Linked DNA regions of Homo sapiens: region 2 is linked to region 1. A link is a contact called in ENCODE Hi-C or POLR2A ChIA-PET data. All regions are on one chromosome and are shown on one strand. The core of a region is the stretch at or near the end of the contact, and the rest is flanking DNA. Distances in the headings are between cores, read along the strand shown.

Region 1 (3,019 bases), core at 507-3,006:
ACAACAGAAGCCCCTTGTCTTCAACCTGGGCTGCTAGAGCTTGGATCTACTCTGCCAGTGGCACCCACCTCTTCCAAGAAACAGTCATGTTCCTCCTCTTTGAGAAAATCAATGTCCCTGGAGGAGATGATGCCCACCAAGCGGCTCCCCATCCGGCCTGTGTCTGTGATTGGGATACCGCAGAAACCATGCCGGGCCTTGGCCTCAAAAACATCCCGCACGCGATCCTTGGGGCTGAGGACCACAGGGTCTGTGATGAATCCCTGTTCATATTTCTGGAAAGGGATGGTGAGAAAGGGCATCGCATCTTTGAACTACTTTCATCAGGCTCTTGATCTGAAGCATGGGGTCTCTGCTTATCGATCCCTTTGGCAGTGCCACAAGACCAAATCACACCAACACATCTTAGAGACATGGGTAGGCTGGAGGCACTGTACACCTGGTCTATTGCTGCTGCTTTAAGAAACAGAATCTCAGGGTCTTCTCAGTAACTGAACCCCATGGTGGGAAGAAAGAATACTAAATTAGAATAAACCCCTACTCCCACCCCACCCCACCTCAGTGCAATTCCCAGGAGCGCTTGCTAATGATCGTTGCCCTTCTGACCTTCACTTTCCGAACTTCATTGGCCTGGAATTCAGGTGTACAGTTGTGGTGGATGAAGCCAATACCGCCTGTAAGCTACAGGATAAAAAGAGACTACTACTAAGTGACAAGAAGCAGGACTGAATGCCTTTGGGGAAAGGCGATGGAGTCCTTGCTCCTTCCCCCACACCCCATGGGGCTCACCGCCATTGCTATGGCCATCCCAGCCTCTGTGACTGTGTCCATGGGAGAGGAAACCAGTGGGGTCTTAAGAGTGATTTTCTTGGTCAGAGCAGAAGTCAGGTCCTGAGGAGACAAACGTCAACCAGTGTGGGAAAGCATCCCTTACACCTCAAGGTGTTACTGAGTCCCCCACAAAAAGGCACTTTTGTATGACCTGCATGCTAACAAGCAACATGATCCTATAAAATCCACCCCCAAGCCCAATCTGGTGAGTTAGCCCAGAGACCAGGTGATAGTAGCACCTTAGCTCACCTTGATGTTCAGGACCCAATTCCTGATCATACTCACCACCTGGTCTGCAGTGAAGTCGATGTACCCAGGGAGAATGAGAAAGTCACTGCGAGGGAAGGGAGTGAATTGGGAGTAAAGCTCTCAGCTTAGGGCAGCATGAGACTCCATCCCCATGTACCAATCAACCCGTAACGCATGTGAGCAGAGAGTGGCACTGACAGAGTCTGTGTGTCACAGGCACAGCACAAGGTGGAAATGGGTACAGGGGACCTTTTCTGCCACCGAGCTGTCATCAGTGCTCCTGGCACCCTGACAATTCCATGTGTCTGGAGCATGGAATCTCCGGCCTGAGATTCCAAGCACTACTGAGATGCTTCTCCGTACCCCAAGCACCGCTCCAGATGTCTCAAAGTGAGCCCCGGAGGTGGGTGGCCAATTCCCGAAACCTGTCCCCCACGCCCACGCCCAAGGCGGCTCTCGGAAGCCCCCATCTGGCCTTTTCCCCAGGGTGCCGCCCCTCTCTTCGCCCAGGTGAGCCCCATAGGCCCGCACTTGTAGGTGAGGCCGTCTCCGCAGTTGAAGAGCTGCTGTGCTGTGAGTCCGTCGTCTGGCACGTAGGACGTGCCCCCACTAATCAGGTAGTCGGCCATGGCCAACACAGGACACCGCCGCGTGTCTCCGAGGACCGCGCCGCAGAGACCTCTGCCGTCTGGGCCGCGCCAATATAAACCAGCCGATTTCGTCACTGCGCTGCGCGCGACGCTGACGTCAGGGCGTAGTGCGCGCGGGCGGAACCTACCCGCCTCGCTGCGGCGGGGGCGGAGCTGGCGCTGAAGAAACAGCGCATGCGTATAGCACATAGTGGCCTTGTCACTGAGGAGCTGCCACTTCACGTCCCACCCCACACTCCCCGCAGGACCTCGGCCAGTTCAATTAACAGGCAAGGGTTTACTTCTACTGTCCCGCCGGGCTCCTCCCCAAAATAAAGAGACGTTGTTCACTAACATGTTGAAAAGACGTGCTTGTCATTCTTAATAAACAACTAGAGTAAGAATACATAAGAGAAACAGAGTGGTATCTTTATATGATACACAAGTGTATGTTACAAGAATTCCATCAGGCACAGGAGCCTCAGGTTTTAAGGCCTCAATGTTAGGCCAACAAAAAAAAAAAAGGCATGGTAAAGTTTTTACTTTTACATCTAAAATGTCACTTGTCATAAAGGAGGGTGTAATAGAAATTGTCTTTAATAAATCATAATTGAAGTTCCCCTCATTTTTCTTCCATTAAGATGCTAAGTTTATGTCTGATCATGAAGAAAGAAAAGAACATCGTTCCCCTGTGGTCAGCAAAGTCTGTCAGCCCAGTGGAAGTCGGCTGGGGAGATTCCCTCCAGGGTCCATCCATCATTAATTCCATCTCTCTTGAAGATGGAAAGGGGCCACATTTCTTTTCACAGTCCAAGCCCTTTCCCCAGGCCCCAGACAAAAAAGAGTCAGCCAGCAACTTTCTAGGACATATGACACTCAAGGAAACCCAGAGCCACCATCGGCTGAGGAGTCTGCCGCAGCAGGTTTATGAAGATGCAAAGGGGGCAAAGTTTTCTTTTATATTTTAAACAGAAGCAGCCTGAAAGGCTTCGTAACTACACCAATAAAAAAAAGAAAAAAAAAAATGGAGGCCTCTTCTTTAGTGTGAAAGTCTGTCTGGTTTTTCCTGGCTGGTTTCTCTTGTGCCATGGCCAAGGCATCTCAGTGCATAGTGCTTGCATTGGCCACTGCGATGGCCTCCTGAATTTCTCTTATCACCAGGATCCGCGTCAGCATTTGTCCCATCTGCTCTCTGCTGATAGGCTGGACTGAGTACCAGATTGGGCTGTTGGGGGCCACCACTGGCTCAGGTGTCAGGTAAAAGGTGTCATTCCGGCCTTTCACACTCTGGGGGCTGAAGAATATGCGGA
Region 2 (3,144 bases), core at 244-2,743, 410 kb after region 1:
GCTCTGTCACCAGGCCGGAGTGCAGTGGTGTGATCTTGGCTCACTGCAACCTCCACCTCCTGGGTTAAAGTGATTCTCATGCCTCAGCCTCCTGAGTAGCTGGGATTACAGGCATGCACCACTATACCCAGCTAATTTTTGTATTTTTAGTAAAGATGGGGTTGCACCATGTTGGCCAGGATGGTCTCGATTTCCTGACCTCGTCATCCCGCCCCCTTCGGCCTCCCAAAGTGCAGGGATTACAGGTGTGAGACACAGTGCCCAGCCATTTATTTTTTGTTGTTGTTTTGTTTTGTTTTTGAGACTGAGTCTCACTCTGTTGCCCAGGCTGGAGTGCAGTGGCGCAATGTCTTCTCACTGCAACCTCTGCCTCCCGGGTTTAAGCAATTCTCTACCTTAGCCTCCCGAGTAGCTGGCATTACAGGCGCTTGCCACCACACCTGGCTAATTTTTATATTTTTAGTAGAGATTGGGTTTCACCATCTTGGCCAGGCTGGTCTTGAATTCCTGACCTCGTGGTCCACCCGCCTCAGCCTCCCAAAGTGCTGGGATTACAGGCGTGAGCCACTGAGCCCAGCCTGGTCTTTTTTTTTTTTTTTTTTTAAATGAAGTTTCATTCTTGTTGCCCAGGCTGGAGTGCAATGGCGAGATCTCAGTTCACTGTATCCTCTGCCTCCCAGGTTCAAGCGATTCTCCTGCCTCAGCCCCTGGAATAGCTGGGATTATAGGCATGTGCCACCACGCCCAGCTAATTTTGTATTTTTAGTAGAGATGGGGTTTCTCCATTTTGGTCAGACCGGTCTCGAACTCCCGACCTCAGGTGATCTGCCTGCCTCGGCCTCCCAAAGTGCTGGGATTATAGGCATGAGCCACCATGCTGGCTGTACAGGTGGATTTTTAAAGGAAAGAAGAAGCAATTCCTGAGTTGTTACCAATAACTTATATTAAAATAACATAAGCCATTGATTGCTTATATATTGTTTCTTTTTTCTTTTTTTTAATTGAGACAGGGTGTCACTATGTTCCCCAGGCTGGTCTCCTGGACTCAAGCAATCCTCCAGTCTCAGTCTCCCAAAGTGCTGGGATTACAAGTGTGAGCCACCCTGCCCAGGCCCCATTGCTTCTTTATATCACAAATTCCAGGAGCATGAAGATAATGGGTGAGGCAGTCAAGAACAAAATGACTTTTTTTTTCAAGACAAGCTATTGCTTCTGTCACCTAGGCTGGAGTGTAGTGGTGTAATCATAGCTCACTGCAGCCTCAAACTCCTGGGCTCAAGCACTCCTCTTGGGACTAGCACTAGGACTGCAGGCTCAGGCTACAGCAAGAATATTTTTCTTTACTTTTTTTCGTAAAGACAGGAGCTCACTATGTTGTTCAGGCTGGTCTCAAACTCCTGGCCTCAAGGGATCCTCCTGCCTCTGTCTCCCAAAGCACTGGAATTACAGGCATGAGTCACTGTGCCTGACCCAAAATAACCTTAAGCAACTGCCCCCAGGCATGGGCTTGAGGGAGGGAGCATGACTGAAGTTTCATACCGGAAGTCTCTCTGTGCCTGCACACCACACATAATTCAGACTGCTCTGAGCTATTTTTTCTTACAATTTTTTTCTTTTTTTTCTTTTTTTCTTTGAGACAGAGTCTCGCTCTGTTCCCCAGGCTGGAGTGCAGTGGCATGATCTCGGCTCACTATAACCTCCACCTCCTGGGATCAAGCACTTCTCCTGCCTCAGCCTCCCAAGTAGCTGGGATCACAGGCGCCCACCACCACGCCTGGCTAATTTTTAGTATTTTTAGTAGAGACGGGGTTTCCCCATGTTGTCCAGGCTGGTCTCGAACTCCTGACCTCATGTGATCTGCCCGCCTCAGCCTCTCAAAGTGCTAGGATTTTGAAAGTGCCAGGCGTGAGCCACTGGGCCTGGCCATTTCTTATAATTTCTTTGTGTTCATTTATTTATTTATTGTCTTTTTTTTTTTTTTGGTGGAGAATGGGGTCTCGCTATATTGCCCAGGCAGGTCTGGAACTCCTGGGCTCAAGCTATTCTCCTGCCTCTGCCTACCTAAGAGCTGGGGTTACAGGTGTGAGCCACCACGCCCGGCCATTCATTCATTCATTCATTCTTTCTTTGAGACAAGGTCTGGCTCTGTTGCCCAGGCTGGAGTGCAGTGGCCTATCTCAGCCATCCTCCCACTTCAGCCTCCTGAATAGCTGGGACTACAAGCATAGGCCACCCTACCCAGCTAGTTTTTGTATTTTTTGTAGAGACTGGGTTTCATGGTGTTGCCAAGGCTGGTCTCGAAACCCTGAGCTCAAGCAATCTGCCCACCTCAACTTCCCAAAGTGTCCTTATATTTAAAGTAAGACTCTTGGGGGCAGCATATAGCTGGATCTTGTCTCTTTTAATCCATCTTCCAATCTTGTCAAAAACAAAATCACAACAAATTTAGTTTAAGGATCGCTTTTTTTTTTTTTTTGAGATGGAATTTTGCTCTTGTTGCCCAGATTGGAGTGGAATGGCGCAGTCTCAGGTCACTGCAACCTCTACCTCCCAGGTTCAAATGATTCTCCTGCCACAGCCTCCTGAGTAGCTGGGATTACAGGCACCCGCCACCACACCTGGCTAATTTTTGTATTTTTAGTAGAATCAGGGTTTCACCATGTTGGCCAGGCTGGTCTTGAACTCCTGACTTCAGGTGACCCACCTGTCTTGGACTCCCAAAGTGTTGGGATTACAGGCGTGAGCCACTGTGCCCAGCAAGGATCTCCTTTTTTTTCCTTTTTTCTTTTCTTTCTTTTTTTTTTTTTTTTCTGAGATAGAATCTCTGTCGCTCAGGCTGGAATGCAGTGGAGTGGCTCACTGAAGCCTTGAACTCCTGGGCTCAGGTGACTCTCCCATCTCAGCTTTCTGAGTAGCTGAGACTACAGGTGCACGCCACAGTGCCCAGCTAGTTTAAGGATCTTAACTGGCTTTTATCTATGATTCCACAATCAGGCAACACTTCATTCTATAAAATAGAATGAGGCTGGGCGTGGTGGCTCACGCCTGTAATCCCAACACTTTGGGAGGCTGAGGCAGGTGGATCTCTTGAGGCCAGGGGTTCAAGACCAGCCTGGCCAACATGGTGAAACCCCGTCTCTACTA

Evidence for each region. Hi-C counts contacts between places; a loop is a spot of excess contacts on that map. ChIA-PET counts read pairs that join two places held with the same protein, here RNA polymerase II (POLR2A). Pooled maps may share reads with other maps.
Region 2: a map with no recorded cell type shows a loop between it and region 1 (3-fold over the local background). The contact joins the enhancer-like site here to the promoter of IMPDH2 in region 1. A Hi-C loop is called at or near these places in 1 of 168 maps with a recorded cell type or tissue (chondrocyte), 1 of 37 single-sample maps with no recorded cell type and 11 of 50 pooled maps. POLR2A ChIA-PET finds 5 or more read pairs at or near these places in 9 of 52 experiments (A549, AG04450, B cell and 6 more).

The regions. Positions count from the first base shown.
Region 1 is chr3:49,027,642-49,030,660 of GRCh38, forward strand. It overlaps IMPDH2 (inosine monophosphate dehydrogenase 2), which reads right to left and starts at 1,757. Exons shown (of 14, transcript NM_000884.3): 1 at 1,612-1,757; 2 at 1,117-1,165; 3 at 790-891; 4 at 607-681; 5 at 69-275. The coding sequence starts at 1,709. It overlaps QRICH1 (glutamine rich 1), which reads right to left. Exons shown (of 10, transcript NM_198880.3): 10 at 2,066-3,003. The coding sequence ends at 2,811. RefSeq lists enhancers at 890-1,492, 1,493-2,094, 1,548-1,757.
Region 2 is chr3:49,442,703-49,445,846 of GRCh38, forward strand. No RefSeq gene overlaps it. Among named protein-coding and RNA genes, the nearest start is that of NICN1, 15 kb to the left of the region's middle. RefSeq lists an enhancer at 1,446-1,795. Within about 2 kb of position 1,494, at least 19 of the 41 ENCODE cell types and tissues checked have a DNase peak (open chromatin) inside an H3K27ac peak, as active enhancers do; they include B cell, where a contact is called at or near this core.